Regions from separate parts of the Homo sapiens genome. Here region 2 is linked to region 1. A link is a loop called in an ENCODE intact Hi-C map of the cell type or tissue named here. Cell type or tissue: mammary epithelial cell. All regions are shown on one strand. Links, peaks and the distances in the headings refer to the core of each region. The heading gives the core; the rest is flanking DNA.

Region 1 (10,873 bases), core at 1,124-9,123:
ATTCCAGGTCATGAAGATGTATACCTACATTTTCTTCTAATAGTTTTATAATTTTCACCCTTATATTTAGTTCTTTGATCCATTTTGAGTTAATTGTGTATGGCATAAGGAAGGGGTCCAACTTCATTTTTGCATGTGGATATCTAGTTTTCCTAGCATTATTTGCTGAAAACTGTTCTCTCTTCATTGAATTTTCTTGACACTTTTGTCAAAAATCAATTGACTATAAATGTGAAGGCTTATTTCTGGATTCTTAATCCTGTTCCATTGCTATATGTTTATTCTTATGTCAAGTCCACGCTGTCTTGATTATGGAAACTTTGTAGTAAGTTTTGAAATCAGAAAGTGTGTGTCCTCCAAATTTGTTAGTTTTCAAGATTATTTTGGCTATGGAGGGTGTCTTGAATTTCCACATGAATTTCAGGATTGTCTTGTTGATTTCTACGCAGAAGTCAGCGGAGTTACTGATAGGGATTGTATTGAATCTGTAGATCAATTTAGGAGGAGCATTGCCATCCCAGCTTAACAAGATAAAGCCTTCTAATTCATGAACATGGGATACCCATTGATTTATTTAGGTCATCTTTAATTTCTTTCTACAGTGTTGTGTAGCAGTTTTCAGAATATAAATTTTGTACTTTATCTTTTAAATTTATTCCTATTTCATTCTTTTGTATGCTATTATAAGTAGACCTATATAAATGATCCCTAAGAAGAGTACTTCAAATTTTCTGGATCAAAAATCTTGTCTGGCTTGAGCCATGTAACCATGTTGGCACAATCAGTCACATCTAGGGTTATGTGGTCCTTCCACGTTATATATATGGTATGTATATATATACAGTGCTGTTTCTCCAACAAAAGCTTGAATCTAGGGTGATCTGAGTGGGTTTACCATGCCCACTACAAGCCCCTGCCCAGAAAGTGGACCTTTGTTTGGAACTCAGTTATCACATAAATACTCATTTATTATTTTTTCAGGACTATTCATTTACTTTATGAAAATTAAAATACAATGTTATTTTTAACAAGTAGTAAATGGAAAGAATGAGTAATATTAAAGCTTTCATTTCTATAAATGATACTACTTAGACCTCCCTATTAAATATTCTGGGCTCAGTATCAAATTCTATTGTAATATCTTTGAAAAGCATAGAAGCAGTTTCTAATTTAAAACTCTAGCTAGCTGCTGCTCTGCTAAGAATAAAGATTGACCACAAATTCAACTTAATCTGTCGATCCTTTGCATTTAGGCTATCATATTTGATTCAGAATAACTCCGCTCTTTAAGACAGTTTTTAATGACGTGATGAGAGAGGAAATGCAAAATATTTTACATTAGCCTATACTCTATTTGTCCGTCTAGTTATAATAGACAGACTCATTATAAATTATGACTTCCTATTTCATAGATATGAAGATTAGTCAAATATGTAGAACAAGAGAAAAAAGGATAGCAATGAAGTAATTCGTGATGGACTTTTTTTTTTCTTTTGAGACGGGGTCTCACTTTTTGTCCCAGCTGGCGTGCAGTGGCATGATCATGGCTTACTGCAGACTCACCTTCCTGGGGTCAAGTGATCCTCCCACCTCAGCCTCCTGAGTAACATGCCACCACACCAGGGCTAATTTTTGTCTTTTTTGGGGGGTAGAGATGGGGTTTTGCTATATTACCCAGGCCAATCTCAAACTCCCAGGCTCAAGTGATCTGCCCACCTCTGCCTTCCAAAGTGCTAGGATTATAGGTGTGAGCCATCATGCCATGACGGACTTCATAAACATAGTAAAAGGTTTCAGCCAAAGCAGTTTGATTTAAATGGATGTTTTAATCCTTGGCTTGCAATAATTTTATCCTCTGGAAAGTATGGCTTTTCAGTCAACGTATTCACTTTTGGCCTTGACCGTGTAGAGCAATTACAGGAGCCCATATCAACAAGTGTCTTCAGTTGTTGCATTAGTGCCTGGAGCCAGAACACAAAGGTAGCCAGAGAGGGTGCCCCTAAACCGTGTCTCCCCACATCTCTGACTCTGAACCACACATGCATGGAGCCTACTCAAAGCAACCTAGCTATGGACAGAAGATCTCACTAAGACCAGACTTGTAGCCCTGGAAACAGTTTGCAGTTTGTGCACAGACAAGAGAACTATCTGCTAAAACAAAGGAAGCAACACTCATTGGAGAAAAAACAGAATCCAGAATCTTCACCACCTAACATTCATAATATCTGGAAAAGAATCCAAAATTCCCAGATCATGGAGAATGAGGACAAAAGAAAATCAACTCCAGCTCTCAGATGAACCAGATGTTGAAACTAACAGACAAAAGGTTCAAAACGACTGTGATAACTATCCCCAATGAGAAAAACAAACCATGTTTTCAATGAATGAGAATCTTAGCAGAGAAATTAGAGGTGTTGGTAGAGAAATGGAAAACAGTAGGAAGCAACCAAATGGAAATTCTAGAAACAAAAAATAAAATTTCTGAAGTTGTATGTAACAATATATAATAGATCTTTTATAAATGTAAGCTATTATTATTATATAAGGGTAAAGATAAGGTATTTTGCCTTTATTTTATTATACGTTTACCAGTGAAATCGAAGCAGATAGGACAATTCTATCCACCTTTTCATCTTCTAAACCTTATTCTCTTTGGCCTTGAGAAAAAAAAAGTCTGGAATATACTTAGTGAAGTGAGAAAGTTGAGGGAGGTGGGGGACATAGACTATGGCCCTTCCCTCTTTCCTGCTACTTCTGTCCTGCTGTGAGCACATCTGTGCTGTTGTGCTTTATAGAGAAAATTCCAGTTTACCTCCCTATTTCTCTCTCTCTCTTCTGGGTCCTGAGTAACAGGAGGTCAGCTTTTCTAGGCCTTTCTTATCTCTTCCCCTGATAAAAGTTGGATTCATGTGTAGTGCACGAACAAATAAAGCTTTGGGGCTCTGGTTCCCTCCTCTTCTCCCCCTGCCTCTTCCTCCTCATTGTCACATCCTTATTGTAAATACTTTAGGGGCAGTGTATAAAAAATGGCACTAATTACTGAAACAATGTTATTTACCACATACACTGGCAGAATGTTTACTATGTTTCTTTACAGCCGGGGTTTATTTTTGTTTGATGTATTTAGTTGCTGTGAAAATGAACGTGTTGCTCACTCTCGATAGACCTGTTCTTCCTCCTCCTTCCTCCTTCTCCTTCTGTGCCAGATCGTCCTCCTCTTCAGCAGCTTCTCTTCCTTCATTAGGCCTTCTGGGCAGTTTTTAGGATGTCTGCTCCTAAACTATTTCCATTTAAAATTGTTCTAGTGTATCAACACACCAATCACTTTGACTCCATGCAAGCTGGTCTCTGCATTTCAAACCTAGCTTCCGTGTGTTAGTCCTTTTTGACATTTTTATAGGGTTTCTCCAGGAAAAAAAAGAAGAGCATAGCAAAGGTATGAGCCATCCTTATGGAGTGCCAGCCTAGAGGGAAAGAGGAACTAAACATTGTTTGTATACTTACCACCTATGAGGGCCCCTCCACCATGTTTGACACACTCTTCTTGCAGCTAACTGGTGAAATAGATGTTTTGTCCCTGGTTTTATATCTAAAAATACTATACTGAGGTTAAGTAACCTGCCCAGAGTCTCACACGGGGTAAGAAGGGACACCAGAATTCAGTGATAATTGTATCATTCCCAAGCCTCTTGGCTTTTTAAATTTATTTACTCTAAACCATACTGCACCTCTCTAAGTAAAAGGTTAAGAGAACTCAGGAATGCAAATGAAAAAGCGCTTGTCAAGGGAGAGAGAAGAGAGAGAGGAGGGGGAGGGAGAGAGAGAGAGAAAGAGAGAAAGAAGGAGAGCGAGACCGATCGTGCCATTGCACTCCAGCGTGGGCAACCAAGCGAGACTCCGTCTCAAAAAAAAAAAAAAAAAAAAAAAAAAGTAGAGCACAAGAGCACTCATGATCTTCCTATGTTGTCATTTTTAGCCTTTTTCCACCTTATATGTGCTGAGAGCTGTTCTGCTGCCATTTTCTCTCCCTGCCTCAAGAGCACATTTAAGTGCAAGTGAATGGGGTGGGATTGTGATTGTTACACTGAGTGATTGCTTAGAATCTGCCCTACCGTATCTGCCGGTGTATAAAACTCTACCGATGTTACCAAACTCTGAGAGGATGTGAAGCTCTAGTTTTCACTGTGCTGAGCTGATTACCTCATGTCGTCACCAGGGGGCAGCACCTTCCCATGCCTTTGGACTTAGGAGCCTCGGGGCGGTGGGAAGCCCACACCAAACCCCATGCCTTAGCTGGTCACCTCTTACCTTCCAAGCCTGATCCAAGTTTGGGCAAAACGGATGTAAATGTGTTTTTAATTTTTTTTTTCTTATTTGAGAGGGGGGCAATTGGAGGGAGGAAATACAGCTTATATGTTGGCATACACATTTGAAATATTTGGTACTTTCTAAGCAGGAGTTTTATGTGTATTCTGTGTTCTTTTCTCTACTGAGAAAATAACTATTTCCTTTGCTAGGGATGCAGTAATCAGCAATGCCTGTTGCAACCATAAGTTACACCATATTTTCTCAAAGAAACATGGTAGTAATCAGAGGCCATTGTTCAAAGTACTGACTTTAGTCAGCTGACCTGCAATCAAACCTCAGTTTAGGCACTTACTAGCTGTGTGACCCTGGGCAAAATACTTAACCTCTCTGAGCATCACATACTCATCTGTGATATGAGGACTGCAATACATTCCTGCTTTCTTTTTTTGACAAATATTTATTGAGAATTTCTTTACTTGTGGAATGTGGTATTATGTCCTGTGTTTAATGGTCTTTATATGTATCTCCCAGTTCAGTTTCATATAAATTGGCCTCTTGTTTCTGTAACTAGGATTGCATTTCTGTCAAAAGTCTTGGCTTATACAAGGACGCTCAAAGGCCATCCAATCTGCAAATACAAGACAGAGCTGCCTCAGGAAATGCCCGATGATTTAATTAAAATGTGAAGAGTAGCCCACAGAGAGGGCAGGTGTGGTGTAACCCCACCCTGCAGGGATGAGGCGGGCATCCTCCTTCTCGGTGACTTAGCCTGGAGTACTACCTTGGAGTAGTTTCAGAGACGGTTCTCAGGACAAAAAGTTGACCCCTGTTTTAGGGAGGCTGCCTTGTGGCCACTGGGCATGCTGATGGTTTGCCATCTAACACTTTATGCCTCTCACTTGTCCCCATTTTGAGTCCAGGCAACTGTGACCCCTGGAATTATGGAGAGTCTCTTGGGACTGTCGTTATTATTTTTATTCTTACTGAGGTAAAATTCACATAACATAAAATTAAGCATGTTAAAGTAGACATTTCATTTAGTACATTTATAATATTGCACAATCACCCACTATCTAGTTCCAAAAATCATTTTTTTGAGTTTCTATTTTGATATGATTTTAACCTAGGAAAAAAATTACAAGAATTGTACAAGGAACTCTGCATAACCTTCCACCAGATATATTCACTGTTGATGTTTTGCCTCATTTCCTCCCTGGTGTTTGCTTTCTCTCTTTCTCTGTTTGCGTGTGCATGTGTGTGTGTGTGTGTGTGCGCATATGTGTGTGCATATGTGCATATGTGTGTGTGTATATATACATATTTTTCCCCAAAAAAACACTTTAGAGCATGCTGGAGACATTGTGTCCCTTTAGCACTAAATACTTAGTAGGTACGTATTTGCTAATATGGCCCTATTGTACAATTATAAAAACCTGAAAATGTAACATTCATACAATTCTATTGTCTAATCCACAGTCATGACTCAAAATTCATCAAATTTCCTTTACACTTATTCTTTCCTAGACGAGGATGCAGTCCTCCATCCTGTGCGGATTTAGCTGTCTTTCTTTTTGCTCTCCTTTGATCTGGAATAGTGCTTTGCCTTTCTGTGTGTTCTTTGACCTTGACATTTCTAGGAGAATACAGACCATGGTTTTGTGCATCATCTCTCTCAATTTGGATTTGGCTAATGCTTTTCATGATTAGATTCAAGTTCTTATATATCATCTCCCTCCCAAGGGAAAATGGGTCCTGATTTCCACATGCTAAACTTAGGAGCATTGATTATCCTATTACCCCTACAAAAACCAGTGATGGCACGGAGACGGCATTTTTCAGCCTTACATTGTAAAGCTGTCCCAATTCTGTGGGCTATAGTGATATGAGGGTCAGTTTCCTGAAGACCATGGAAAATCTGCTGCTATTCCTTTAGTTTCGGGCATCATAGAATGGGAGGTTTATGGCTTCAAGACTGGAAGATGGTGATGCAGAAGCACATTGTGCAGCCCTTTGGGTTAAAAATCATTCTTTCATATTGTGTGGCAAAATGGAATTTGCTTTATGTTCATTCACTTGTCAGATGCTGAGTGAGAAAATGACAATTTACAATGTAAATTCTTAAGATAATTAAGTCAGTCTTCTATGGCATGGTGAAAAATTCCCCAGGCTGCCTACTGGGCTCCTGCACACTTTGCCTAGAAGGATGAATTCTTCTCTTTACCTCGCTGTGTAACTTCCCTCTGCCAAGCAAAAGCACCTCGCTACCTTGAGAATAAATTGACAATCTCAATTTTGATATGTTGCTGATTTCTTTTGTGTACATGATTATTAATGTACAGCTTATCTTAGCAGCAGATCCAAGGAAGTGATTCTTTCTTTCTACTGTTTCCATGTAGCCAGCCTTGCCCAAGTCTTTGTTCCTCTTTCCCCATTCACATGTATTTGATAATTCAGCTTTTCCTAAAATATTTTGCCTTTTGTTTTTAAAGTTGAAAGAGCTATATGCAAGGCCGGGCTCGGTGGCTCACGCCTGTAATCCCAGCACTTTGGGAGGCCGAGGCAGGCGGATCACAAGGTCAGGAGGTCGAGACCAGCCTGGGCAACATAGTGAAATCCTGTCTCTACTAAAAATACAAAAAATTAGCCGGTCGTGGTGGCGGGCCCCTGTAATCACAGATACTCGGGAGGCTGAGGTGGGAGAATCACTTGAACCCTGGAGGCGGAGGTTGCAGTGAGCCAAGATCGCGCCAGTGCACTCCAGCCTGGGTGACAGTGTGAGACTCCGTCTCAAAAAAAAAAAAAAAAGAGCTATATGCAAACATTCAGATTAAATTTGGATTACTTTTAAGCCACATGAACAAAATTCCCCTCGCCAGTCTGTTCCCTCTAAGAAAAAAATTATCTGTTGCCTTTTTTTCTTAAGCTATCTATTTGGAAATAATTTGGGGTTGACTGAACTGTCGCAGCCATAGTACAGAGTGTTACCCTGTTCCCTTTACCTAGCTTCCGGCAATGCTAATATCATACACATTATGTCTTACACAAAGTATATTTATCAAAACCAAATATTAACAGTGTGTGATCCTGTTAACCAAACAGCAGAGTGTTTTAGGATTTCACCAGGTTTTTCCCTGATGTCCTTTTCTTTCCTCAGATCCCAGGTAGCATTTAGTTATAGTCTCATTCAACCTGCGACAGCTTCTCAGTCTTTCCTTATTTTTAATGGCCTTGATATTTCCTAGCAAGTCTGGTCATGTGTTTTGTAGACTGTTCTTCAGTTTGGGTTTGTCTCATATTTCTCATGATTAGACTGGGGTTATAGGTTTTTGGAGAGAAACTTACAGAGGCAAGGTGCCTTGCCACCTCGTATGAGGAGGTACGTCTCTCCTGACTTTTACAATTTTTATTCTCTACTATTGTGTGGTTTTAAATATCTTTCTATGGTGCTAATACTGTTTTTTTTCTAATTAAAAAAATTTTTTTGAGACAGGGTCTGGCTTTGTTGCCCAGGCTGGAGTGCAGTGGTGTGATCTCAGCTTACTGCAACCTCTGCCTCCTGGGCTCAGGCGATCCTCCCACCTCAGCCTCCTGAGTAGCTGGGACTACAGGCGCCACCATGCCTGGCTAATTTTTTCTTTTTTTTTTTTTTTGAAGAGATGGGGAATTGTAGCTCCCATGACTCCCGTGTGTTGTGGGAACAACTCAGTGGGAGATAATTGAATCATGGGGGCAGTTTCTCCCATGCTATTCTCGTGGTAGTGAATAAGTCTTACAAGATCTGATGGTTTTGTAAGACGTTTCCCCTTTGCTTGGTTCTTATTCTCTCCTTGCCTGTTGTAGTGTAAGACATGCCTTTGACCTTCCGCCATGATTGTGAGGCCTCCCCAGCCACGTGGCACTGTGAGTCCATTAAACCTCTTTTTCTTTATGAATTACCCAGTCTCGGGTATGTCTTTATCAGCAGCATGAAAACGGACTAACATACTGCTAATCCCTCCCAGAAACACACTCACAGACACACCGAGATAATGCTTCACCAGCTATCTGGGTGTTCCTTGGCCCAGGCAAGTTGACATGTACAATTAACCATCACAGGAAGTTCCCCAGTGCCTAACTCCCTCCTGAATCATGCATTGGCTGTCTTGAGTTTGGGGGAGGGGCATTTATTTGGTTTGATGGATCTGTGGATATTTTAGAAAGCTGATTTCAATCTATAAAGTAAACCTCCCCTTCAAATACAAAGAGTAACATAGATACAGATTTTATCTAATTTCCCTTCACTGATGACCTCTCTAGGTCCCAGTATATACCACATAGTAAGCAGTGAGTCAAGGAAAAGAAGGGCCAGAGTAATCCACAAACCTTAATCAATCCATGACCACCCAGCAGCTGGAGCAATCACTCTCTAGCTTTCTCTCATTAGGTACACACTAAATTAGAAATCTTTAAGTAGTGTCCTCTTGAACACAGAGTGACAGGAATGAAATGCGACACATAACAGAGGAAAACAAATACAAATAGTTTTCAAAATAAAGTCAGTCTTTAGAAGGAAGGTCACTTTTGTTTATTTCCTAAGATTTAATTCAAATTATTCTCAGAATACATTTTAAATTATTGTGCTGTAACTTGAATATTACTAATTACTATGCTTCCAATTGGGGAAAACAAAGAAATTTAATTAGCTCTGAAGTTTGAGAACTATTGAAAGAAGCACTATTCCCATGCCACTTCTTTGTACTTTCTTGTGCTCATGATGTTTTTAATTGCTAGTATATTTTGCTTTATGTGTGAATGTGTTTGGCAACCATTGACACAGAGTGGAGTATCATGAGTTTTACAAGCCACTCATAGCAGAAAGTTTTCTTGACAGGGCACAGAAAATGAAATCTCAGATTTGCTTTATCTGACAATCTTCTGCTAGAACATGCTATGTTTAGAGTTCTCATTCTGAGAGTGTCTAATTGGAAAGGTGGTCTTCTTTAATTCCTTGAAGCTCTTAATTTCAGTTCCACTGGAAACTCTTCTTCCCACCTTTTATCTAGTTTGTAACATACAATGTCCATTTCTGCTGGGTCACTTTTCCCACTGGAAGATACATCTACAGTCCTTCCTAAGCATTTTTAATGGCTACACCATATCCGTACTTAGGCATTGAGCTGTGTCTTCCATATTGGTCTATGCCAGTATTGTCTGACGTTGATTATATAGTCGTCTAAAAGCTATAACTGTGTTTTCCTTTTCCCTTCTTTACTTTGTCTTCTAACTTTTGTTTACTGCAACCAATATCAGCATAAAAGTAATAGAGAAATAAAAGAAAATGTGTTCCATGTTTCCATGACAGTGCATCCGTTAGTTATTTTTGTTTCCTGTTTGCTTCCAGTTTTTGGTCATTTTGTAAATGGTCAAATAATTGTAATAGGAGGGAAAAGATTATTCTATGTTTTACTTGAAGCATTATCTCACAAGCACTTTTTCATATTGTTATACCACAATTACTTTTATGGCTGTTCATTCCATTGGGTTGATGCATTGTATATATTTTGATATTTTTAAGTACTGGACATTCAATGTTCTAGTATTTTTGTAAGCAATATTATATTGTACATTTTTATTCTTACAGCTTTCTGTTTCCTTTTCAGTTATCTCACTGCGATAGACCAAAATATTTGGAGACTTTCATGGTCGTTAGGCTATATGTTGCTTTTTGTTTTGTTTTATTTGTGACTATTTTTAGCACATTGTCATTTATAAGAAAGTACTTTGTCAATGCATAGGGAGGAGGTGACAATAAGGAAGCAGTCCTTTTCTTTGAAAGTATTGTTAGGATTCTGAGGAAGCTTTTCTAGGAAATGACAGTGAAAGTATAACAGTCGATGAGTCTTTGGGGAGCTTGGGAAATTGTTGAGATGTTAAAGGTCATTCTGAAATTAATTTGCCTAGCCCATTGTAGGCTATACTGAAATTATTATCTCTAGTAAATGACAGCATATTCTCAGCTATATCCAAAGACTGTTGTAGAACCAGCCACGATCTCCTGTATATCATTCCAAACATCACTTGAAAGTTCTTTCTTGTGTCTAATCTGAATCCTATGCTGCTGTGAAAATCATTTTCAGGTATTGCAGTTCAACTTGGAACTAAAAGTAACTATGTTCTTATACACTGAGAACAGAGACACTGTCCATTCTAAAGTGATCATGAGTCGTTTGTTGGTTTTGTTTTGTTTTGTTTTTTCTTTGAGACAGAATCTCACTCTGTCGCCCAGGCTGGAGTGCAGTGGTACAATCTCGGCTCACTGCAACCTCCGCCTCCTGGGTTCAAGTGATTCTGGTGCCTCAGCCTCCCGAGTAGCTGGGATTACAGGCGTGCACCACCACGCCCAGCTAATTTTTTGTATGTTTAGTAGAGACAAGGTTTCACCATGTTTCCCAGGCTGGTCTCGAACTCCTGAGCTCAGGCAATCTGCCTGCCTTGGCCTCCCAAAGTGCTAGGATTACAGGCATGAGCCACAGTGCCCAGCCTGTTGGGTTTTGAGTTGGGCATGGGGAAGAGTGAAAGCCAAGTG
Region 2 (10,873 bases), core at 1,923-9,922, 740 kb after region 1:
GGAGGCGGTGCTTGCAGTGAGCCGAGATCCCGCGACTGCACTCCAGCCTGGGCGACAGAGCGAGACTCCGTCTCAGAAAAAAAAAAAAAAAAAAAAAAAGATCAACTGCTGTAGTATGCAGTGCTTGTGTTCAAGTAGCCCCTATCTGACTTAATAAGGTCCCCAAAGTGCAAGAGTAGATATGCAAAGACAAACCATAAAGTGCTTCCTTTAAGTGAAAAGGTGAAAGTCTTCAACTTAATAAGGAGAGAAAAAAAATCGTATGCTGAGGTTGTCAAGATCTACAGTAAGAATAAATCTTCTATCCATGAAATTGTGAGGAAAGAAAAAGAAATTCATGCTAGTTTCGTTGTCACATCTCCAACTGCAAAAGTTACCACCACAGTAAATGGTAAGTGCTTAATTAAAATACAAAAGGCATTAAATTTGTGGGTGTAAGACATCAACAGAAACGTGTTATGACTGATGGCAAGTGGGTCTGGTACTTATCTATGGTTTCATGCATTCACTGGCGGTCTTGGAACGCGTCCACTAAGGATAAGGGGGAACTACTATACATTACTCCATAAGTTAGGAGACTGGCCTTAGCAGACATTAAGATTTATTTTAAAGCTACGGTCATTGAGATTGGGATAGGGAAACAGACCAAAGGAAACAGAACCGTGAGCCTAAAAATAAACCTACACATATAATGACATCTTGATACACATGAGAAATGGCATTGTGGATCAGTGAATGATACAGTTTTGATATTTGTCTTCACCCAGATCTCATGTTGAATTGTAATCCCCAGTGTTGGAGGTGGGGCCTACTGGGAGGTGACTGGATCATGCAGGCGGATTTCTCAAGAAATCCCCTTGGTGCTGTCCTCACAATAGTGAATGAGTTCTCGCATGAACTGATTGTTTAAAAATGTTTGGCACCTCCCCTTGCTCACTTGCTCGCTCGCTCGCTCCTGCTTTTACCATGTGATGTACCTGCTCCCACTTCATCTTTTGCTGTGAGTAAAAGCGCCCTGAGGCCTCCCCAGAAGCTAAGCAGATGCCAGCATCATGCTTCCAGTACAGCCTGCAGAATCAGGAGCCAATTTAAAAATTACCCAGTCTTGGGTATTTCTTCATAGCAATGCAAGAATGGCCTAACACAGTGGGGAAAGAACAAACCATTCAATGATGCTGGCCCAATTGGTTATTCAGATGAAAAAAAAAATCAATTCTAGGGAAATTAAATGTGAAGTATAAAACTCTATAACTTTAGAAAGAGGTATAAAAGAAATCTTTGACTCCAGGATAAGGATAGTTTCTTAAATTAGACCCTAAAAAGCACAAAGCAATAGACTAGCAGGTCTGATTACCTTAACATTAGAAAAGTCTGTGCATGAAAAGACACTATAAAGATAAATTAAAAGATACGCCAGGCCTAAGACTAGGGAAATATAATTGCAATGCATCAAAAAATATTAAAATGAATAATATAGAGACAATCAGTTCATACGAGAGAAAATATAAATGGCCATACACACTCTTATGCTTAGAAAAGATACTTAGTCTAGTAATCAAGAAGATACAAAATTTTTTTAAATAAGAGTATATTTCACATCTATCATACTGATGGAAGTTTAAAAGGCTGACATATGATGTATTGGTGGGAATATGAAAAGCTGAGAACTTTCAAATACTCCTGGTGGGAATGGAAAATCGTACAACCACTTTTGAGACTCATTTGACAAAATCAAGTTGTAGATGTGCAAACCCTACAACCCAGCAATTCTGCTACTAGGTAACATTCAAAAAAGAACTCTCATCCATGTGTACAAGAAACTAAATCTTCCTGCATGTGGGCTGTAAAAGGTACAAACCAAAACAAAATGAGAAGAAAGTGAATCACAGCAGCATTGTCTGTATACAACAATTTAGAAATAATCTAAGGGTCTCTAAACAGGAGAATGGATAAATTGTAATGTGCTCTTACAAAAGTATACTATACAGAGAAGAGGGGACAATCTAAAGCTACACATACCACCCCAGACAAATTTCACAAACCATACTGACCCAAAAAAGGCAAGTTGCAGAATAATACATACAATATGTTATTATCTGTATAATGTTTAAAAACATGCAATTGCAGCAACATATATTGTTTATATACATGTACAGGTTAAACATCCAAAATCTGAAAATCTTGAAATCTGAAATGCTCCAAAATCCAAAACTTTTTGAGAGTCAACATGATGCTCAAAGGAAATGCTCATTGGAGCATCTCAGATTTTGAATTTTTGGATTAGGAGATAATTAATTGGCACGTATAATGCAAATATTCCAAAATCTGAAAAAAAAAAAAAAAAAAAAAAAAAAAGAATCCCAAATCTGAAACGCCTCTAAATCCCAAGGATTATGAATAAGGGATATTCAATCTGTATAATAAAAATTTAAATAAGTGCATGGGAACAATAAACAATTTTAGGGTAGAAGTTATCTCTGCGGGAGAGAGAATTACATGGGGAGCTTCAACTGGAATAATAACACAGAGGTTGATGAAATTATTTTACGCCCTTTTGGATGTCTCAAACATTTCACAAATTTTTAAAATATTAATAATTGTAATGACTACAGTGTAACACACATAGCTATCCAACACAGCATTAGACTTATCTTTACTGATGCTGAAAGATGTTAGAATATTTTATCAAGTAAAAAATCAGATTATAAAAAGCATGCTTTTCCTTTTAAAAAGATTCATAAATGAATAATTATTATATATTATACATTTTAAAAGTTTGAAAACATATCTAACCAAAATATGAACAATAGCTATGTCTATTATGGATGATTTTCCTTTTTAATTCTGCTTATTTCTATTTTCCAGTTTGGGGATAATAAATAATGTTACTTGGGCAATGATATTAACTTCTTTAAAAACATGATATATTACACAAAATCCTATTATTAAATTTTAGAAACAAAATACAAACCACTGTTCCTGTGGGTGGGTTTCCATTACTGTTTTACCCTAACTAACAAGATAAAAAATTAAATTTAAAACATTTCCAACTTCAAATGTCAACAAAAAATATAATTAAACATCCAGTAGAAAAGAAGGAAAAATATACATGTTAAGGTATTTTAAGAGTGGTCAAATCATAGGGAATGGATAGGATATAAAAATTTTAAAGGATTATCACACACACACACACACACCTACAACAAAAACATTTTTTTTTTTTTTTTGAGATGGAGTCTTGCTCTGTCGCTCAGGCTGGAGTGCCGTGGCGTGATCTCGGCTCACTGCAACCTTGGTCTCCTGGATCCAAGAGATTCTCCTGCCTCAGCCTCCTGAGTAGCTGGGATTACAGGCACCTGCCACCACACCCAGCTAATTTTTGTATTTTTAGCAGAGACAGGATTTCGCCATGTTGGCCAGGCTGGTCTCGAACTCCTGACCTCAGGTGATCTGCCCGCCTTGGCCTCCCAAAGTGCTGGGATTATAGGCGTAAGCCACTGCGCCTGGCCAACAAGAACATTTTTAATGGCTTAGTGAGTACACAAAAAGGGTTATTAATTTGGGTGAGTGATGGGGGCCAGAGGGAACATTTGCATGAACACTACACGAAAGTCAATCAGGGCTTTCACCACTAAACAGTACTATATAAATTACCTTGCGTTTCTCATCATCTGGATAAGTCCAATAAGATATACAGTTTCCAGAAAGAACACACCATCTTCGATGCCAGGCACCAAAACCACTAACATCTTCAAATATGGTCTGGAAAAGTCAGTTGAAATGCTGGCTTTAGAAAGTTGAGGAAAATGTCCTAACAATGAAATGCTGATTCTGTACACTAACTGTAGTATGTTGACATATTTCATATCTCAAAACCTATTTGTATGTTTTTTTATCATGTCTTTTATCTTAATAATAAAAATCACTGATTATTCATATCAGAAATTTACTTCAACATCATCTACAAGCATTTAAAAACATTCAGATATCAACCCTAAATTAAATACCTCTACCTACTTTAAGACTTTTAAAAAGTATAGTGTCCCTAATCAAATGCTCCTTAAACAACAGAAATGCCTCAAGTGTTGGAGAATTAATAATACAAAATTACCATACCTTATATATTTTAAAAAATTAATGATAACATATTAAGTTAAACCTATCTTAATATGCAAGACTGGCATTTAATCTTTATTCAGGAGATCAAGTTTTCTAACAGGATTAGAAAAGAGTTAACTTATGATCATAAGCCTTGGTCAATAACCATGATAAACATCAAAACTCCAAGCCCACTGCTGGGCCGTGAGACACGCTTGAAGTGGTGCCTCCCTGCCATCAGGCGTTTGTCCTTAGGGATGCTAGCTATATGCTAAAGGTAGGCAAGGCAGTAGTGCTGGATAGAAACAGGGCTCCAGAATAGGCAACTAATAACATCTGGTTTTGTTCCACGGAAGCACTTCCACTTAAACAGGGTAAGTAGAAGCTAAGAGTTTTTCCCCCACTATTTTTTAGTTATAGTCATAACAGAGCCCTAATCTATATAGAAGCCCTCACTTTTAATTTAAAAAAAAAAACAACAAACAAAAAGGCCAGGCGCAGTGGCTCACACCTGTAATCCCAGCACTTTGGGAGGCCGAGGCGGGCGGATCACGAGGTCAGGAGATCGAGACCGTCCTGGCTAACACAGTGAAATCCCATCTCTACTAAAAATACAAAAATTAGCCAGGCGTGGCGGTGAGCATCTGTAGTCTCAGCTACTCAGGAGGCTGAGGCAGGAGAATGGCGTGAACCCGGGAGATGGAGCTTACAGTGAGCCAAGATCACGTCACTGCATTCCAGCCTGGGTGACAGAGTGAGACTCCGTCTCAAAAAAATATATAAAAATATAAATAAATAAAAATTAAAAAAAACAACATTCATCTGGGAACTTCTGTGTTAAAGAACAAAGCAAGGTAAAAACATAACAATGCTGTAGATCAGGGAAACCTTTTCTATAAGGGCCAGAGAGTAAATATTTTAGACTTTGGGCCATACGGTCCCTGCCACAGCTACTCAGCTCAGCTGCTGTGGCACAGAAGCAGTCACAGATGCTAAGTAAGCAGATCAGCCTATGTTCCAATCAAAGACTATAAAAACAGTCAGTGAGGGCTGCTGTGCTGCCCTCTGATACAGATGATCCAAAGGCATCTTTGCGTTTGATTTTAGATTACCTTCATATTCCAACTTTACTTCTCTGATTGTTGAGAAGCTAAGAATAAACTAGTATTACTTGGTTGTTGCTGTGAGGAACCATTCTAAGCATATCTTTAAATTATCTCAACTACTCCTCTAAGTATTTTTAAATTATCTCAACTAGTCCTTACTCCAACCCTATGACAATAGGATATACACTCTTCTCAATTCACTGTTTTATGTAAATTTCCCAAAAGGTGGCTTGAATCAAGAGTCTAATTTCTGGCCATGACGTGTGGGAGCAAATGTTACCAAGCTAGATTGACACCTCAGATTAATTGGCTTGCTCCAACCATATGCTCTCCTGCCTCACCTTTTTCCTCCTCCCCTAATCCTTCCATTTTCCTCCCAAAGCAGCCTTTTTCTAGGCAACACTGCTTACAGCTCCCCAAGGAAGAAAGAAAGGAATGTCGTTATTTCAATCTCAAGCATGAAAGTTAACACAAATCACTCACCAGCTCCCTCCTGTGTTAACGTTCACCTTTTACATCATAAAGGTAATAAACAGACAAGGTAACTTTTGATAAACAAGATTAACACCAGCTATTATGACATCATACTATAATCAGAGAGGAATAAGAAAAGGACGGCCTTTTCATTTCTATAGCTGAGGAAACAGAGGGCCAAGGAAATTAAGTGACATCACACAGACCACAAAAATTGAACCTTCTGGCTGCCAATCCAGAGCGCCTGCCTCTTGCTGCTCCTCAGTGGAGGCAGAGCTAGCCCGGCACCCTGTCAGAACCACTTACCTGTCTCTTTGGTTGGAGTCGCCCTCCTCCAGGGCAGCCCTGGCACATCAGGAAAGGAAGCTGAGCTGAGGAGCTTACATTTCCATTACTACCTCTAATTTTTTATAGGGGGTAGAGGCAATTAAAATGCAATGTTTAGGCAGAGGACAGAAGTTATGTCGGGGAATCCAGAGCTCTTTCTTACTACATTTTTGTAAGTGTGAATGTGAGAAGAATGGGCTACAGGATTCAAGACAGAGTAAACTTGAAGAGATCTAACAAGCTCGTTAAGAGCCCATCTAAAAAACTAATTAGGTGAGACGTTATATGCAAATGGACCAGCTATCTTAACAGAGCCTATCCATTGCTAAAGGCATCAACAATAAAATATAAAAATGTTTACATGAAAAGAAAAGGTCATTAGGCAAATACTGCCTTCAAGTCAGAAATTTACACTCTTCCAAGACTATCTAGTGCCACCTGCTGGATTTATATGTGATAAAACCTAATAAGGAAGGAAAAAATACTGTTAATAAGTAGCAATTCCCAATCCTTGGGAAGTTGGCTACAGTTACTTAGACCACCGGGCTTTCCTTAATATCTAGCTCTTCTTTCTGAACCTTTGACAGCAGTTACAAACTGACTTGTAACATCCCTTGCATCATTCAAGTTCTTGCTTCACAGAGAACACCAAAGCAAGTGGATTTTCTCTACTTCTTGTACCATACTCACAATCTTCTATGCATTCTACACACATACTTTCCTCCTCTGATAATGAGAAAACTGTAAATTCTGTATCAAATAAATCCTGTGAATTGTGGCTTGGGCTTAATTCTTCCCATTCTCATGACCTTGCTCTATGAATTACCCCATAAGCCCTAGATCAGGTCCTCCATGGCCTCTATCTTCAATCTCTTTGGCCCTATTAGAAGCTACCCATCTACATTTAAAGCCGCTTACGTCTCTCCCATCTTAACAAAATGTTGACAAAATCCTCCTTTCACCCTACATACCTCTGCAAGCACAACACTCTTCTCTCCTTACTCCTTCACTGCCAAAGTGTTTCCAAGAGTTTCCAAGCTCCTGTGCTCATTCCTCATCTCCCACTCACTCTGGACCCATTTGCAGTCTAGCATCTGCCCTCACCTGCGCCAGAATGATCACCCAATAATAAGTCCAACAGTCCTAACAGAATCTGATCTAACTCAACCACTCCCTCCTTTCAATGTTCTCTTCTATTGACAACCATGATGCTAGATTCTCCGTTTCTCTCCCTGCAGTCTCCTCTGAGGCTTCCCTCCTTCCATCCGTCCTTTCAATGCTGGCACTCCTCCAGTGAGTTGGCTCTGCTTCCCTCACTTGCCCTGGGCTTCCCCATGCTGCAGATATCCACATCTTTACCTCTACTAAATGTCTGTCTTGAGCTCCAAACCCAGAACTTTCACACATGTTTCCAGGCATCTAAAATTCAAATCACGTAAAACTTAACTCATTAAAATTTCCCACATTGGTGGGAACTGACTAGTCTTCTTCGGGTTGTCATTCTCCAATCTGCTTTCCACATTGGTCAGAATGATTTTCTCAATCCCAAGTTGGATAATTTCCTCTGCTTAAAATCCTGTAAGAGTAACTCGCTGACTCTAGGATAAAGTCCAAATTCTTTAAAAGGCCCTTGAACTCTTGCCCCATTTCCCCTAACCACACTTTCCTCCTCATTCCCCACCCACCAATCACATGCATGCCCTCAAACTCTAAGCTCTAGCTATCCTGAAATACCTTCCACTGTCTGCATGTGTCATTCTTCTTTTCTTTGGGTAGGAGTGACAAAGAAGGGCCCTTCAAGCCACTGTACATTCTCCCCCTATCTGGAGCACTTCTCATCTTTCTCTCAGATTAACTTACTCAGTTTAGAAATTACTTCTCTCAGCAGTTCCCTTTATCCCACCCCACACACAGTCAAGACCTGGTGTCCCACCAATTGACACCGATGCACCCTGTTTTCTCCTATTAGAGTATTATATTGTGCTTGTCTGTTCGTTTGTATTTCTCTCTTCTAAACTAAAAACTCATGAGCAGAGGAATTATTTTTTGTGGTCTTTTACATTCCAATGGCAGCACAGTGATTGGCATATAAAGGACATAAAACAAATCTTTACTGAACCAACTTATTACTTAATCACAAAGGATTTCATTCCTATGGGAAACAAGTCTGTATTTCACAAAATGGAAAAAAGGAAGTTAAAGACTAAGTGATGTTACTTACTAGAAAACCTCTTTCTTCAACACTGGAATTCACTTGACATTTTATTTTTAAATAAATATGACCTTCCAAAGAAGATAAAAAGGGGACCTGCAAAGAAAACAGGTAAATTATTTGCAAAACAGGTTCAAAGTGTGATTTTTCTTGATAAATCATGTATAAATCATGAACAGAGACTATTACAACTTGAAAACAGAGCATTTTCTAAAGTTGGAGTATAAAAGACATGGCCAAAAAGCCATTGGTTCCTTACCAACAAATACTTTTGAAGAATAAATTCATTTAAGGTAAAGCTTGACAAAACCAAAAGCCCTAAGTCTCAAGTTAATGTGAGAAAGAAAACAGACGACAATATTTGGGTTTATCTATTCTCCATCAACAGGAGAATATACTCAATAAGAGACTGATAAACCAACCTGTAAATTCACACCACACAATACCACCCAGCAATAAAGAACAATAAACTGCAGATATGGAAAAGCCAGTCCTTGAATTCATATGTAATTGCAAGAGACCCCAAACAACCAAATCAATCTTGAAAATTAAGAACAAAGTTGAAGGAATCATATTTCCCAATTTCAAAACGTAACGCAAAACTTTGGTAATCAAAGCAGTGTGGGCTGGCTGGACATGGTAGTTCACGCCTGTAATCCCAGAACTTTGGAAGGCCAAGGAGTGAGGATCACTCGAACCCAGGAGCTCATGACCAGCCTGGGTAACATAGCGAGACCTCGTCTCTATTAAACATGAAAAAATTAGCCAGGTGTGGTGGCAGATGTCTGTAGTACCAGCTACTTGGAAGGCTGAGGCAGGAGGATCACTTGAGTCCAAAAGTTTAAGGTTGCAGTGAGCTATGATCATGCCACTGCACTCTGGCCTGGGCAAAAGACCAAAACCTTGTCTCAAAGAAACAAAATCAAAAACACCAGTGTGGTGCTGGCATAAGAACAGACATATGGACAAAAGAAATGGAATTGAGAGACCAGACATAAAGCCATACATCTTATGGCCAACTGATTTTTGCCAAGGATGCCAAGACCATTTAAAGCGGAAGAGCAGCCTTTTCAAAAAATGGTGCAGAGAAAATTAGATATCCACACCCACCAAGAGTGATGGTGGACCTTCACCTCATACCATTTATAAAAATTAAACCCAAATGGATAATATCCTAAGTATGAGAGCTAAAATTATAAAACTCTTAGAAAGGCTGGGCGCGGTGGCTCACGCCTGTAATCCCAGCACTTTGGGAGGCTGAGGCGGGTGAATCACCTGAGGTTAGGAGTTCAAGATCAGCCTGGCCTTGAAGGGATTTCACCTTCAACATGGTGAAATCCCATCTGTACTAAAAATACAAAAATTAGCCAGCATGGTGGCACATGCCTGTAATCCCAGCTACTCGGGAGGCTGAGGCAGGAGAATCACTTGAACACAGAGGCAGAGGTTGCAGTGTGCCAAGATTGTGCCATTGCACTCCAGCCTGGGCAGCAAGAGTGAAACTCTCAAAAAAAAATTTTTAAAATAAAATAAAATAAAATAAAACTCTTAGAAAGAAAACATAGAGGTAAAGCTTTGTGATCATGGATTTAGCAATGGATTTTCAGATATGATACCAAAGGCACAAGCAACATGAGGAAAAAATAGATAAATTAGACTTCACCAGAATTAAAAACCTTTCATTACTACAGAGGTTCCACAAAAAAAAAATGAAAAAATAAAACTACCATATAACCCAGCAATCCCACTTCCAGGTATTTATCAAAAGGATTGAAATGGGTTCTTGAAGTGCTATCTGCACTCTCACGTTCATTGCAGCATTATTCACAATAGCTAAGAGATGGAAATAATCTAAGTGCCCATCAATAAATGAAGAGGCCAAAAAAATGCGGTACATACATACAATGAAAAATTCTTTAGCATAGAAAAAGGAGATCCTGTCATATGCTACAACATGAACAAACTTTGAGGACATTATGCTAAATGAAATAAGCTAGTCAGAGAAAGACAAACACTACACGACTCCACTTATCATGAAGTATCTACATTTGACCTTATCCAAAAGGCTGAAAAGCAACATATGAAATCTTTAAAGTAGCCAACCTCATAGAAGCAGAAACTACAGTGGTGGCTGCCAGGGAGTGGGGAGGAGAATATGAGGAGCTGCAGTTCCACGAGTACAGAATTTCAGTCATGCAAAATGAAGAAAATTCTATAGATCTGCTATATAACATAATGCTTATAGTTCACAATAATTCACTGTATACTTAAAAATTTCTTCAAAAGATAAATACCATGTATTATTTACCATAATAAAAAAAATTATAGACCTTTGCACATCAAAGCACTTTATCAAGAAAGTGAAAAGACAGTCTATGGAATGGTTTGAAATATTTGTCAATTATATATCTGATAATATCCAGAATATACAAAGAAAACTCTTACAACTCAGTAACAAAAAGACAACCCAACTAAAACAACTCAGACAAACCAAACTGAAAATTTGGCAAAGGACTTGAATAGACATTTCTTCAAAGATACACATTTTGTCTTCCAATGAGCACATGAAAAGACATTTAACATCAACAGTCATTAGGGAAGTTCAAATCAAACCTACAATGAGGAACCACTTCACACCCACTAGGATGGTTATAAT

The links. Hi-C counts contacts between places; a loop is a spot of excess contacts. Peaks named below come from ENCODE experiments on the same cell type or tissue, not always from the same donor. Only the 100,000 strongest peaks of a DNase experiment are listed, where the experiment ranks them.
Region 2: it touches region 1 in a loop (5-fold over the local background); 16 of 110 quality-filtered maps call a loop at or near these places.

Annotation. Positions count from the first base shown.
Region 1 is chr7:37,175,520-37,186,392 of GRCh38, reverse strand. All of the region lies in intron 13 of ELMO1 (engulfment and cell motility 1), which reads left to right. Among named protein-coding and RNA genes, the nearest start is that of ELMO1-AS1, 180 kb to the right of the region's middle. In mammary epithelial cell, for the core only: a CTCF peak has its summit at 4,213 (motif pointing right); a DNase peak (open chromatin) is centred at 4,202.
Region 2 is chr7:36,436,644-36,447,516 of GRCh38, reverse strand. It overlaps ANLN (anillin, actin binding protein), which reads right to left. Exons shown (of 24, transcript NM_018685.5): 21 at 8,227-8,313; 22 at 3,655-3,762. Among named protein-coding and RNA genes, the nearest start is that of ANLN, 52 kb to the right of the region's middle. In mammary epithelial cell, for the core only: a CTCF peak has its summit at 6,425 (motif pointing left); no DNase peak of the experiment used is centred there.